3 separate regions of the Homo sapiens genome follow, and all the other regions are linked to region 3. The links are chromatin contacts, found by Hi-C or POLR2A ChIA-PET in ENCODE. All regions are on one chromosome and are shown on one strand. Each heading gives the region's core, a stretch centred on a gene start or an enhancer-like site at or near the end of the contact. The rest is flanking DNA. Distances are from core to core; before and after follow the strand shown.

Region 1 (3,513 bases), core at 535-3,034, 140 kb before region 3:
ACTGTATCCCTAACCCCTCCATTCCAGCCAGATTTGGAGATAGTACAGATACCCCCCTCCCCAAGTAAAGTGTCTCTTGACACCTTGGGGTTCAGGCCACAGCCTGGGTACAGGGTGGGTAGGAGGTGAGAAATGACTCCCCTTCTTCTCGATGGAAAGAAAAGGCCTTGGCCAGGGGACAGTGCTCAGGGACTCTGGCCACTCCAGTACCTGCCCCTACAGAGGCCAGAGAAGGGCAGGGCCAGCCCCTGGTACAGAGCACTGAAAGGAGGTTCCCCCTCCAACTTCTGACTGGTGCTGGTTGAAAGACTGAACAAACTAACCCACTGAGCTTTTTTCCTCACTGCAAAGTGGGTCGAATGACAGGGCCTGCTTATGATGCATGGAAGGGATTCAGTACTTCCTGGGGTTTACAAGAGCTCAGAGAATGGCAGCAAGGCGAGTTAGAAACATCCTGGGCACCTGTTTTTAACAAATTCATTCACTCCTTCATTGCACACATGGTTATTGAGTGTCTGCTATGTATGTAACAAGCACTGTGGATACATCATTACACAAGACAGATTCTCCATCTCCCCAGCAGACATTTCCGTGTGTGTGTGTGTGTGTGTGTGTGTGTGTGTGTGTCTGTGTGTGTGTGGCGGGGAGAGGGCACAATACAGAGTAAACAATAAATAAAGTTATATAATATAGCAGAGGGAATTTAGTACTAGGAAGGACATAAAGCCAACGAGGGAGATAAGGTGGCGGGGGTGGAATTTTAAATCAGCTGGAGCATATGTATGAAAGTGGGCCGGGCGCGGTGGCTCACGCCTGTAATCCCAGCACTTTGGGAGGCTGAGGCGGGCGGATCACCTGAGGTCAGGAATTGAGACCAGCCTGGCCAACACGGTGAAACCCCGTCTCTACTAAAAATACAAAAATTAGCTGGGCGTGATGGCGTGCGCCTGTAGTCCCAGCTTCTTGAGAGGCTGAGGCAGAAGAACTGCTTGAACTCGGGAGGCGGGGGTTGCAGTGAGCCGAGATAGTGCCACTGCACTCCAGCCTGGCGACAGAGTGAGACTCCGTCTGAAAGAAAAGAGGAAAGGAGAGGAAAGGAGAAGAGAAAAGAAAAGAGAAAAGAAAAAAAGAAAAGAGGCCAAGTGTTTCCCGTAGAGATACTGTGTATTGGGGGGGCGCACAGGGGTGCCACGAATTGAGCTGCCCACTCCTTCCAGATGCAGGGTTCTCACCCGGGTAGGTGAGAACGGGGTGAGGGGGAGGAATCACGCGTGGGTGGCTGGATTAGTTCCTGATGTCCTCTGATTCCCTACAGCTTCTTCAGCCCCGTTCTAACCCCCTTCCTCAGGCTTACAAGAAAGTGTGTGGAAGAGAGACACGGAGAGACTGAGCATTAGACTTTTTTGGAAGAAACATCAGTAAATGAAAATGGAATTACAATAAAAATAACAAAAGCAATAAACTCCTGACCTCAGTCACAATCATTTTAGTTAACACGCCAGTCCTAATAACAAACACGAGTCCCTGAGACCGCAACCCCTCGGGCACCGCAGGGCGTGCAGGTCTGGGCGGGCGGCGCAGCCTCCCCTGGCGGCTGACCCTGGGAGCGCGGGGAGCGCCAAGCCTCTTCTAGCGCTCACCTCGCGCTCACTCCTGCGCTCGCCGGGCTGCTTGTGCGGGGAAGGGGCGGGGCCCGCCTGGGCTCCTCCCCGGTCGGAGCCCGGAGCAAGGGGGCAGAGCGCGCCGGGCGCTGGTTAAAGAGGCGTGCGGAGGCGGGCGCGGCGCATACTGCTAGTGGCGCGCGGAGGAGCGACGCGTGGAGAAGCGGCCCACGTGTCTGCCCAGAGTCAAGTCCTGTGTTCTTCCCGCTCCTTACGCATCCGCGGTCCAGGGCGCCCTTTCAGCCCCGCTGGTGTTCGCCCACCCCGGGCCGCGTGAGTGGGGCCCCACGCAGCTCCCCGCACTCCGTGGGCCAACTTGGCCAAGCAACTCTGTCCGGGGAGCGGTGCTTGCGGGGGGTGAGTACCGGGCACTGCGCATGCGGAGCTCCAAATTCAAACAGCTGTTTTCAGAGGCTGGAGGGCGGGCGGACTGGTAGCAGCTGGGGCTAGGAGAGGCTTTCTCTAGGAGGCGGCCGCTCGGGAGCCATGGTGGACCGGGGCCCTCTGCTCACCTCGGCCATCATCTTCTACCTGGCCATCGGGGCGGCGATCTTCGAAGTGCTGGAGGAGCCACACTGGAAGGAGGCCAAGAAAAACTACTACACACAGAAGCTGCATCTGCTCAAGGAGTTCCCGTGCCTGGGTCAGGAGGGCCTGGACAAGATCCTAGAGGTCAGTCGCCGCCTGTACCCCCATATACATCTGAAGCTGGCTTGAGCTTTAGGGGGCGCTGAAAGGAAGACCCCTTCACAGCTTTGGGTGACCCTCAGTCCCTGTGGAAGGTCCAGGGGGTGATGAGAGAGCGTGTCTCATCATGGGTCAGGCTTCGAGGATCTGTCGCTCACCCGAGGGACACAGGGGTCCCCCAGGCGCGGAGACTCTTTGGAACTTAGTTTGGCCGGAGACAAATTGGAGTTGATTCCCGGGTGAACTAGGCTCCACGGTGTTTCAGTGTGGGTGTGACGGTACCTCCCTCCTTGGGAAGAGGCTGTGGGACGGATAAAGGCGTTTATCTTTCCCTGGAGACGCTCCCGGAGTCTGGGAGCCAAGCCTGGTGCCATCCCCTCGTGTCTCCACCTCCCCGCTCCAGGGCCAGTGCCACGCCTGCCAGGCTTTTCTTAAGGAACGTGAACCCGGCAGAGTGGCGGGAGGGTCCCTCAGCCCGAGCCTGGGCAAAATCTTCCGCCCCCAGCAGAGTTCCGGAGAGGAGCTGGAGGCTCTGTGGGGCCCGAACCCACGGGATGAGGGCTGGTGCCTGGAATGCTGGGGACGCGCTCAGGCTTCCGGGAAGGCTTATCTCGCGGAGACATCCTTCAAGGGCTTGGAGTAAAACTTTGTGAAAGTAGCAGGTTGCACAAACGAATAATACCCGCGTAGTCCCTTTATGATGGGGGAGGAGAGTGTGTGCGGAATTGGGGTGGGTGGGGGACTTCCCTCCGTGCTGACATTGGGAACCGCTTATTTTCTGGTGCACAGCCCGATGGGTGGCATTGACCTCACTTTGGATAAACGGGCTGCCTATCCTGGCTGAGACCTTGGGGCCCATTTGGGGACCGAGGCCCTCTACCCCAGTTTCTCGAGGGCTCAGCTTCAACCATCAACTCTTCTTGGCCTGCTCCCCCAGTGGAATGACCAGGACCTGGGTGAAAGTTCTAGATTGCAGCAGGTAGGGAGTAGGGGTAGATTGTCCAGGGTGTTACCTTGCTCTCAGGGTGAAAGATGCCAGAAAGGAGGTCTGATGAGAAGCAACGTTTAGTCTACAGCAGCACCTCAATACTTTATGCCTATCTAGTCGTCGCTCATTTTCCAGCCTCCGTTTCCCCATGTGAGAAACGGGAATGAGCCCATCCTC
Region 2 (3,634 bases), core at 749-3,248, 210 kb after region 3:
ATGGTAATGTATGTCTTCTCTTTTGTTCTGATGTCTCTAATAAGAGATTTATTCTTTTTATTGATCTTTTCAGATCCATCTTTTTGTTTCATTGATTTTTTTCTGTTGCTGTTCTATTTTTTGTTTCATTGATTTCTGCTTTGATCATGGTTCTTTCTTCTGCTTACTTTGGGTTTAATTTGCTTTTCTTTTCCTAACTTATTAAGGAAGAAGTTGAAATCATTGTTTTGAGACCTTTCTTCTTTTCTAGTAAAGACATAAAGTGCTGTAAAGTCTCCCTATCGAGAATTGTTATATGACCCAGAATATCTTGGTAAGTGTTTTCCGTGCACTGGAAAAAAATGTATATTCTGCTGTTTTGGGCTGAAGCATTCTATAATTTTGAATTCAGGGTATTGATAGTGTTGTTAAAGTCTTCCATATATTTACTAATTTTGTCTATTTGTTCTATCAATTATTCAAAATATTGACACCTTTAGTATAACTGTGGATTTGTCTTTCTGTTTCTGTTGTTCTCTGACACTTCCTCCTTGTGCAGATTTCTCCTCTCTGGTGCTCTGCCCTGCAAATTCCAGCCACCTTGGCCTCTCCCAAATCAACCTCTGCCTTCTCATTTGGTGAGACAGCCAATTCTATTTGATCTTCCCCTCCCTGAGCTGCTTCTAGAAACTGCATCCATGCAATAAACTAATGCAATCACCTTGTTTCACTTCCCTCGGTGATTTCAGTCCAGTAGTGCCTATTGTCCAATCTCTGAAAAAAAACCGTCTTACACATTTTGTCCAGTTTTCTATATTTTTAATATAAGAGGTTAAACCCAGTCCCCATTACTCCATCTTCGCTGGAAGCATAAGTCTCCTTACTTCATTTTAAATCTATGAATGAAGTCTTCTCCAAAGATGTTAATGTCCATAAAAAAATTAAAAGGATGGATGAAGAATGAGTTAAGAAAGGGCTGGCTAGAAGTCAGCTGAGTGGACATGTTAGGGCCCTAAATAACCACTAAGTGCATAATATCTTAGTTCATTTCGTGGCCACAAAGGCTCGGGCAAATAAATTTCGTCAAAAGTAGTTACTTAGGATGGCAAGACTGAATGCCTGCAACCCCTCAATATTTTAGTCAACAGACCACTTCAGGACCACCTTGAAGAAGGAATATGAGTCTAGATTGTTGTCAACCTTTTGTTAACATCTCCATTAAAAATAAGAAAACATCATTGTCTAAACTTACAGAACCAGTCCTAGCTACTTGGAAGAAAATGTCACAAACATCACTGGACTGCTCTTTAAGAAATGTGGCAATACATATTTTTGATGGCACAGAGGAAGGTAATTATTTTATTGGCTTCCTTATTAGATGCCATCTCAATCCCCTAACCAAGGCTCTGCCATGGTTGGAAAATTGCTGCTGATGAATTTCACTCTCTGAGTAACTTGGGGCCCGGCCTCTGAATAAGGACAAGGCACTCAGAGGGAGGCAATCTGAACCTTTAAACATCATAGAACTCCGGCTGCTCAGAAAGCAGCGCTGTGGAGGAGCTTGGCTCTGGATTCTAAGGGAGTGCATATCTAGATTTAAAGATTCCTTTGTTAGTTTGCATTTTGAGTTAGAGTGCCCTTTTGCCATCTCAAACCTTTAGCAGCATCTAACACATGTAATACAATTATTGGCCTTTCTGGTTAAAGATGGCCCACTGAAAAAATTTATTTATCTCAGTCCCTTTCAAACACAAATTTCCACTTAATCCCCAGTTTTGGTATGATTCTCCCACTCTTAAATGTGCCTGGTGTCCCCAAGTCTAGGAAACCCTCTATTTTACACGATTCAAACAGTAACTCTTTAGTCTTGCCAGTGTGGGGAAGGCCGATTGTCTGGCAGCAGGGCTTTGGAAAGCGGCCCAGGAGGTCTTTTTCTCAAACAGACTTATAACCAGCCCTGTGGTTTTTAGCTCAACTTTTGCCCCAGTTTCCACTTCCTGAGCCCTTTGAATGTCCTGTGACGTGCGCTTCTCAATTACTTCTCAGCTCTTCCCACTGCCAGTGTGCTAAATCGACTGCCGCTTACCTTACTGCTTTCTTGCTTTCAAAATTTGGCTATTGCTGTCTACTCTCCTGCTCCAGTTGTCCTTCAGTTTATTCATTAAAACAAACAAACAAAAGACTATTGCTGTTTTTGAGTTTTTAGGAAGAACCAGAGGTAATTAGAGTTTTTAGGAAGCATATTTTTCCTCTTTGGAACTTTGAAGAATCAGGGCCTGGGCTCTGGATGAAAGCACCAAGTTCAAAGGCATTTCTTTTAAGGAGCAGTGAGCTGGGCCCGGCCATACATGGAAGGCTGGGGGGCTAAGGTGACAGCGCTGGACCTTGAGGAATCTGCTACGTTCATTCTCTACTCATTCTGGCATTCCCAACAGGGGAATTGTGGGGCTGATCCGTTATGTGTATTAGCATGCTTTGCATCATGAAGAATCTGTGTTCTCCACGCTGCTACCTTTCCTATTCCAGCATTAGAAAGTAGATGTTGTACAAGGTATTACTAACTTATTTATGCCAGATTTTACTGAGCCCACTCCAAAAGGAGAAGTCAAGAGTCTCAATATCAGTTTCGGGCACAATTCATATGCAAAATTCCACTCTCTTTCAAATACATGCTCTTTTCAAAATGGTATTAACAATTATGTTTTCATAATTGTTTTAATATTCTCTCATAGAAGAGTTTATGAAAGCTTATATTTTCTCATTTGAAAAAAGTCATTTCATTTAAGGTATAGTTCAGTGGGCTTACCATAATCAGTAACATAAAACTCATACATGGTTTGATTTGAGCCTTTAGGTATTTCTGGTAAGTCCAACTTGCTTTCATGCTGCCGTAAGAAGGCTTCAAGCTTTTCTCTGCTTTCTAATTCCAGAAGGGCTCCTAAACTCCACATTAGGCCAAACACAAATAATTTATGAAGATGTTCGACACAGGAAACACCGCCTTCTTCTTTGGAGGGAATTAACCCTTCCAGAAGATTGAGAGACTGAAAATGTTTCAAATAAAATAAATTTTTAAATTAAAATTTTGAAAATAAAAAATTGTAAATAATAGTAAAATTAAAAGGAGGAAGGAAGAGAGAAGAAAAATAGATATATCTCAAGCTATTGCTTGATCACCGTCCTACAGCCAACAGCACGTAGAAGAAAGGCTATCCTGTTTTAGACAGGCAGCATGGTCTAGCAGAAAGGATGCTGAACTGAAAATCTGCTCCTGTGGTTTCAACCCTCAGCTCATCCCACTGACCTCTCTGAGTCTCAATTTCCTACTGGGAAAGCAAAAGGCCTAGACTCGATGTAAGCAGCTAAGGTAGCTACTGGTTCTAAAGTTAAGTTATCTAAATTTTCCAGATCAAAGATTCTATTTCTTTGTAAAATTTTGCAGGACTTAGCAAACTGTGGCCCTAGAGGCTGGCCACCTGTTTGGTAAATAAAGTTTTACTGGAACACACACACAGTCACACTCATTCACCTATGCATTGTCTCTAGCTGCTTTTGTGCTACAACAGCAAAGCTGAGTGGTTGAGACAGAGAGTTGTGCAAAGCCTAAAATATTTATTAATACTACCTGGCCCTTTAAGAAAAAGTGTGCCAATGC
Region 3 (3,845 bases), core at 769-3,268:
CAGCATTCACAGTATGGCCAGCAGGGTCACCTATTCCTGAGGCAGCTGTCGGGGAGGAGGAGTGCAGGGAGGGAAGTTGGATGCATCGGGGAAAAATGGAGCCACTGCTAGACAAGGTCCTGGAAAATAGGCTAAAATGGCCAAAGAAGAGAGAAAACTCTCTCCTCTGAGAGATTCAGATACATATATATTCCAAGAGACTTGGGGAGTTATTGGAAAACAATTATGCTTATCTGCTTCCTGCCAGTCTGTATTCCTTGACAGAGCGGAAGTACTTATAGATACTGCAGACACACTGTGGCACTAAGTAAAGTGTTTGAAATTATACTGCTTAATAATGCTTCCTGTCTCGGCCCTCTGCAGACCCAGAGAGCTGATCTGGGCCAGCAGGTAACTGTAGGGGCATGGGAATGTGGTTGGCATAAGTTTCTCACTTGGGCGATTTTCTTTCCCAGGGGAACTCATTCCAGCCACAAAAGAGGGAAAAAATGTTAAGAGTTGATCCTAATTTGGTTTCTGCTGAATGTTTAGCACGTCATTCACACAGGTGTCTTTGCAGAGTAAGCCTCTGTATTTTATTTGAGAATTTTTATAGTTTGCCTCGTAGGAGCCAAAAGCAGGGTAAGCACTGTAGATTAGAATCAATTCAACAGAGGGAAAATAAACCTTTGGAATAGATTTTGCCTTCCCTGAGCACGTCGCAGGCATTAGCAAATAATGGGAGCCCTGTCTGCGCATGGAGAGGAAGCATCTACCACTTAGACTCCCAGCCTCGGGTGTGCGGTCCTATGACCTGCACAGCGGGTGTGATGATTCTGGAGTCATCATCTCCTAACTTTATGCTGCTATGCACAGAAGAAACATGCACACACACATGCACACACATACACACACACACGCCCACATGCAATGTTCTTTCCTTGCGGAAGAAAGAAATGGGAGGGACTGAGGAGGGGAGGTCTCCTGACTGTGAGCTGCTGGATAGTACACAGCCAACCCTGATGAGAGTGGCCAAGACCTTCAGAGCATGGAAGGGAGTTGACTCCATTTGCCCTTTGTGGTGCTGTGCCATCTTTGCTAGGCTACAGTTGCCGTTTGCTAGCTGTCTCCAAATTCAGAGGTTCTAAAGAGGTAAAGGGGAGGTTCAAGACCTTTTAGGTTATTTTAGTACACTCTGTGTGACTATCAATACAACTTTTCAAACACATAGAGAGGCATCAGAAAAAAAAATTAAGCCAATCCATTAAAAGAGTGCTGGAATTGCCATCCAAAATGGCTTATGTGCTGTTTCTATGTATATGTGTGCCCTGATGCATTTCATTTCTTAAGTTTAAGACAAGGATGAATGAAGTACCAGTGTAAAAATAGGAAAGCACATCCTTCCCCTCCTCTCACCAGTATAAATTACAAAGGAGATGACACTTTCACCATCTGATGAGTCTACCTTTGCTGCTGTATTTCCTCTTCAGTAGAAATTCCAGATAACACCACTGACTTTTACTCAGAGTATCTTGAACAGCTATTTATAGTTTTCACCTATCCTTCCCAGAGGCCTCACTAGACTGAGAGAAAAGGGCTTGTCTGGGTCCTGGCCCAGCTCAACCACCCTCTAGTGTTGTGACCTTGGGCAAGCCACCTCTACAAGCCTCATTCCTCAATCCTATAGATCGGGCCAGGGGGGATCACCAAGGTCTTTCTCTGCTCAGAGCTCTCCCAGAGCTCCAACGATGTGGTCTACAGCATGAGGCACGCTAAGACCATAAAAAATCATCTCTGCAATCCAGAAGCTCATTTTAAAGGGAAGGAACTTTGCAATATAAGTGTTTTGTTTCAGTTCTGCGATTCAGCTGCTTGAAAGACTGAAATGGCAAAGAAAAATTGACAAAATGCAAGCCACTAACAAGTTTGAGGAAGCTGGCCAGAGTGCTGAAGTCAGCTGCTGTTCACAACAGACATCAGACCTTGTGGCTACAAAGCTCAAACAAAAGCAGCGCCTACACCCTGCTGGTCAGCAATAGTACCCCAGGACAGAGGCAGCCGAGAGTTCTCAGCAAGTTCCAGGCGTATGGCATTAGGCATCAGGCATGTAAACAGCTGCTGGAATTTCAGAGTACATTGCATTCAATAGTTCCCAGACCTGTTGGAGCCATATTTAGCTTAGGAAAGCTTGGAAAGAGTGCAGTGCCATTTGAATGACTATTAATAGCTTCGGGGGGCCGGGGGAGCGGGGGTTGGAGCAAAGAAAAGATTTCTTCAGTTCGGTATCTTGTATGTATTCATGAAGGAAAAACTTCCTCCGTGTTAAAAGACTTGGGTGTAGGGGTCTGATGAGCCTTCTGAAATCAGGAATCACCAGTTCTCGTTGGGAAGACAACTCTACTTACAGTTTAAACTAAATGATTTGAGCTTCCCAGGTGCCTAACTAAGCAACTTCTTCCCTACAATCCCTCTCCTCAGCAATTTATTTCACACAGATTATATCAATCTGTTTCTTTGTTGCTATGTAATGTAATAATGATTCTCAAAATCCTCAGTTTATCCAAAACTTAAACACTTGCACCAGCACTGTTTCCCACATCAACCCACTGGTGCCCACGCTTACGAAGAGACAGCAAATAAGGGGTGCCTTTGGGAAGCCTGCCCTTGTTCTGGGGAAGCAGGAACGCCCCCCTGCCCATATTGTCTCAGTCAAGGCAGCCATCCACACAATTCCTTTCTTTAGCCCGAGGTTCAACTTGCCTATTAACATAGACAACACTTCACTGAAGCTGAAGTATAAGAAATTTTCTACTTGATGTGTTTTATATCCTATTATTTTCCTTGCACATCACATGCCTCTCTGAGGGGCACAGGAGAATGTGTCTGGGGAAAGGTTTTGGGGAGGGTTCCCACCATTTAAAAGGGAGAGAGAGACTGACTCATAAAGGAATCCGTCGGAACCCTCTGCTCTCCCCGGAGGTCCTGACTCCCAAGAGCGAGCTCTCTCTTGCTCCAGAAACTTCTTTTGCAGCCACGAACTCCTTGCCAGCCTCTCTAGGATAGCCATGTGTCTGGCTATCTGCAGTGCTGCTGTGTGTCACCATGGCTTGGGGCTTCCTCACCATGGCTGGGGGCAGGATTGATAGGTTTCCCCGTCCAGTCTTTCTGCTGTTCATTATTTGTGGGGGAGGCTGCAGGCAGGGCAAACCTTAATTAGCTCCAAGTGTGAGTGGGTCAAATCAATTACTACTGCACTCTCCCAAACAACATCACTACAACCATGATTTCGCTCATTTCCACTAGATGGGAGAAGTCAGAATTGCCCATTGTGCACACAGACTATTCACAGCAATAAAGAAAAGTGAGTGAAGTATATACAAGCTCCCAAGTGGGGGAATTTCAAAGGCAGGGGGAGCCTGCCTCCATGGTGCTGATGGGGACTATTGGTTTCCCTAAGAGAGTCTCTTCATGGTCCCCTAAAGCTAGAGAGTGTATCCAAATTCTCAAGAGACAGCGTGTGGTCACAGATAAAGTATTTCCAAGGAGAGGTGGAGGCAATGTCTCTCTTGGCCCTCTGGGCTCCTGGAAGTGGCAGGTAATCTACACCCACAGTCTGGACATTCCTAACGTGTCCCTAGATGAACCCCAGAGGATTCTTGAGCGTCTTTAAAATAGACTTGGCAGCTCATACCCCAGGGCTGGGTTCCCCGGTGGCAAGCCTGCCCTGATTCTCTGGGCATGGCAGAGGCAGGCACCAAAACAACTCAAATACCTGGAGGAGAAGCGAGCACCGTCTCAATGCTCATTCTTTCTCAACACCACCTACAGCCATTTCCAGAAACAGCTGCTGGCAGTGGCCCAAACAA

What was found. Hi-C counts contacts between places; a loop is a spot of excess contacts on that map. ChIA-PET counts read pairs that join two places held with the same protein, here RNA polymerase II (POLR2A). Pooled maps may share reads with other maps.
Region 1: a loop to region 3 is called in a pooled map, with 3 times the contacts of the local background. The contact joins the promoter of KCNK5 here to the enhancer-like site in region 3. A Hi-C loop is called at or near these places in 5 of 50 pooled maps. POLR2A ChIA-PET finds 5 or more read pairs at or near these places in 3 of 52 experiments (H1, PC-9 and naive thymus-derived CD4-positive, alpha-beta T cell).
Region 2: a loop to region 3 is called in a map of Right ventricle myocardium inferior, with 6 times the contacts of the local background. The contact joins two enhancer-like sites. A Hi-C loop is called at or near these places in 3 of 168 maps with a recorded cell type or tissue (Caco-2, Right ventricle myocardium inferior and mammary epithelial cell), 2 of 37 single-sample maps with no recorded cell type and 11 of 50 pooled maps. POLR2A ChIA-PET finds 5 or more read pairs at or near these places in 4 of 52 experiments (WTC11, activated CD8-positive, alpha-beta memory T cell, activated T-cell and 1 more).

What each region holds. Positions count from the first base shown.
Region 1 is chr6:39,227,746-39,231,258 of GRCh38, reverse strand. KCNK5 (potassium two pore domain channel subfamily K member 5) reads left to right here and starts at 1,784. Exons shown (of 5, transcript NM_003740.4): 1 at 1,784-2,333. The coding sequence starts at 2,148. RefSeq lists an enhancer at 479-1,206 and silencers at 1,494-1,843, 1,944-2,023, 3,037-3,106.
Region 2 is chr6:38,874,980-38,878,613 of GRCh38, reverse strand. It overlaps DNAH8 (dynein axonemal heavy chain 8), which reads right to left. Exons shown (of 93, transcript NM_001206927.2): 53 at 2,786-3,023. Among named protein-coding and RNA genes, the nearest start is that of DNAH8-AS1, 76 kb to the left of the region's middle. Within about 2 kb of position 1,998, at least 2 of the 41 ENCODE cell types and tissues checked have a DNase peak (open chromatin) inside an H3K27ac peak, as active enhancers do.
Region 3 is chr6:39,086,669-39,090,513 of GRCh38, reverse strand. It overlaps GLP1R (glucagon like peptide 1 receptor), which reads right to left. Exons shown (of 13, transcript NM_002062.5): 13 at 1-3,845. Among named protein-coding and RNA genes, the nearest start is that of MIR9983, 14 kb to the right of the region's middle. RefSeq lists an enhancer at 1,381-2,687. Within about 2 kb of position 2,018, at least 2 of the 41 ENCODE cell types and tissues checked have a DNase peak (open chromatin) inside an H3K27ac peak, as active enhancers do.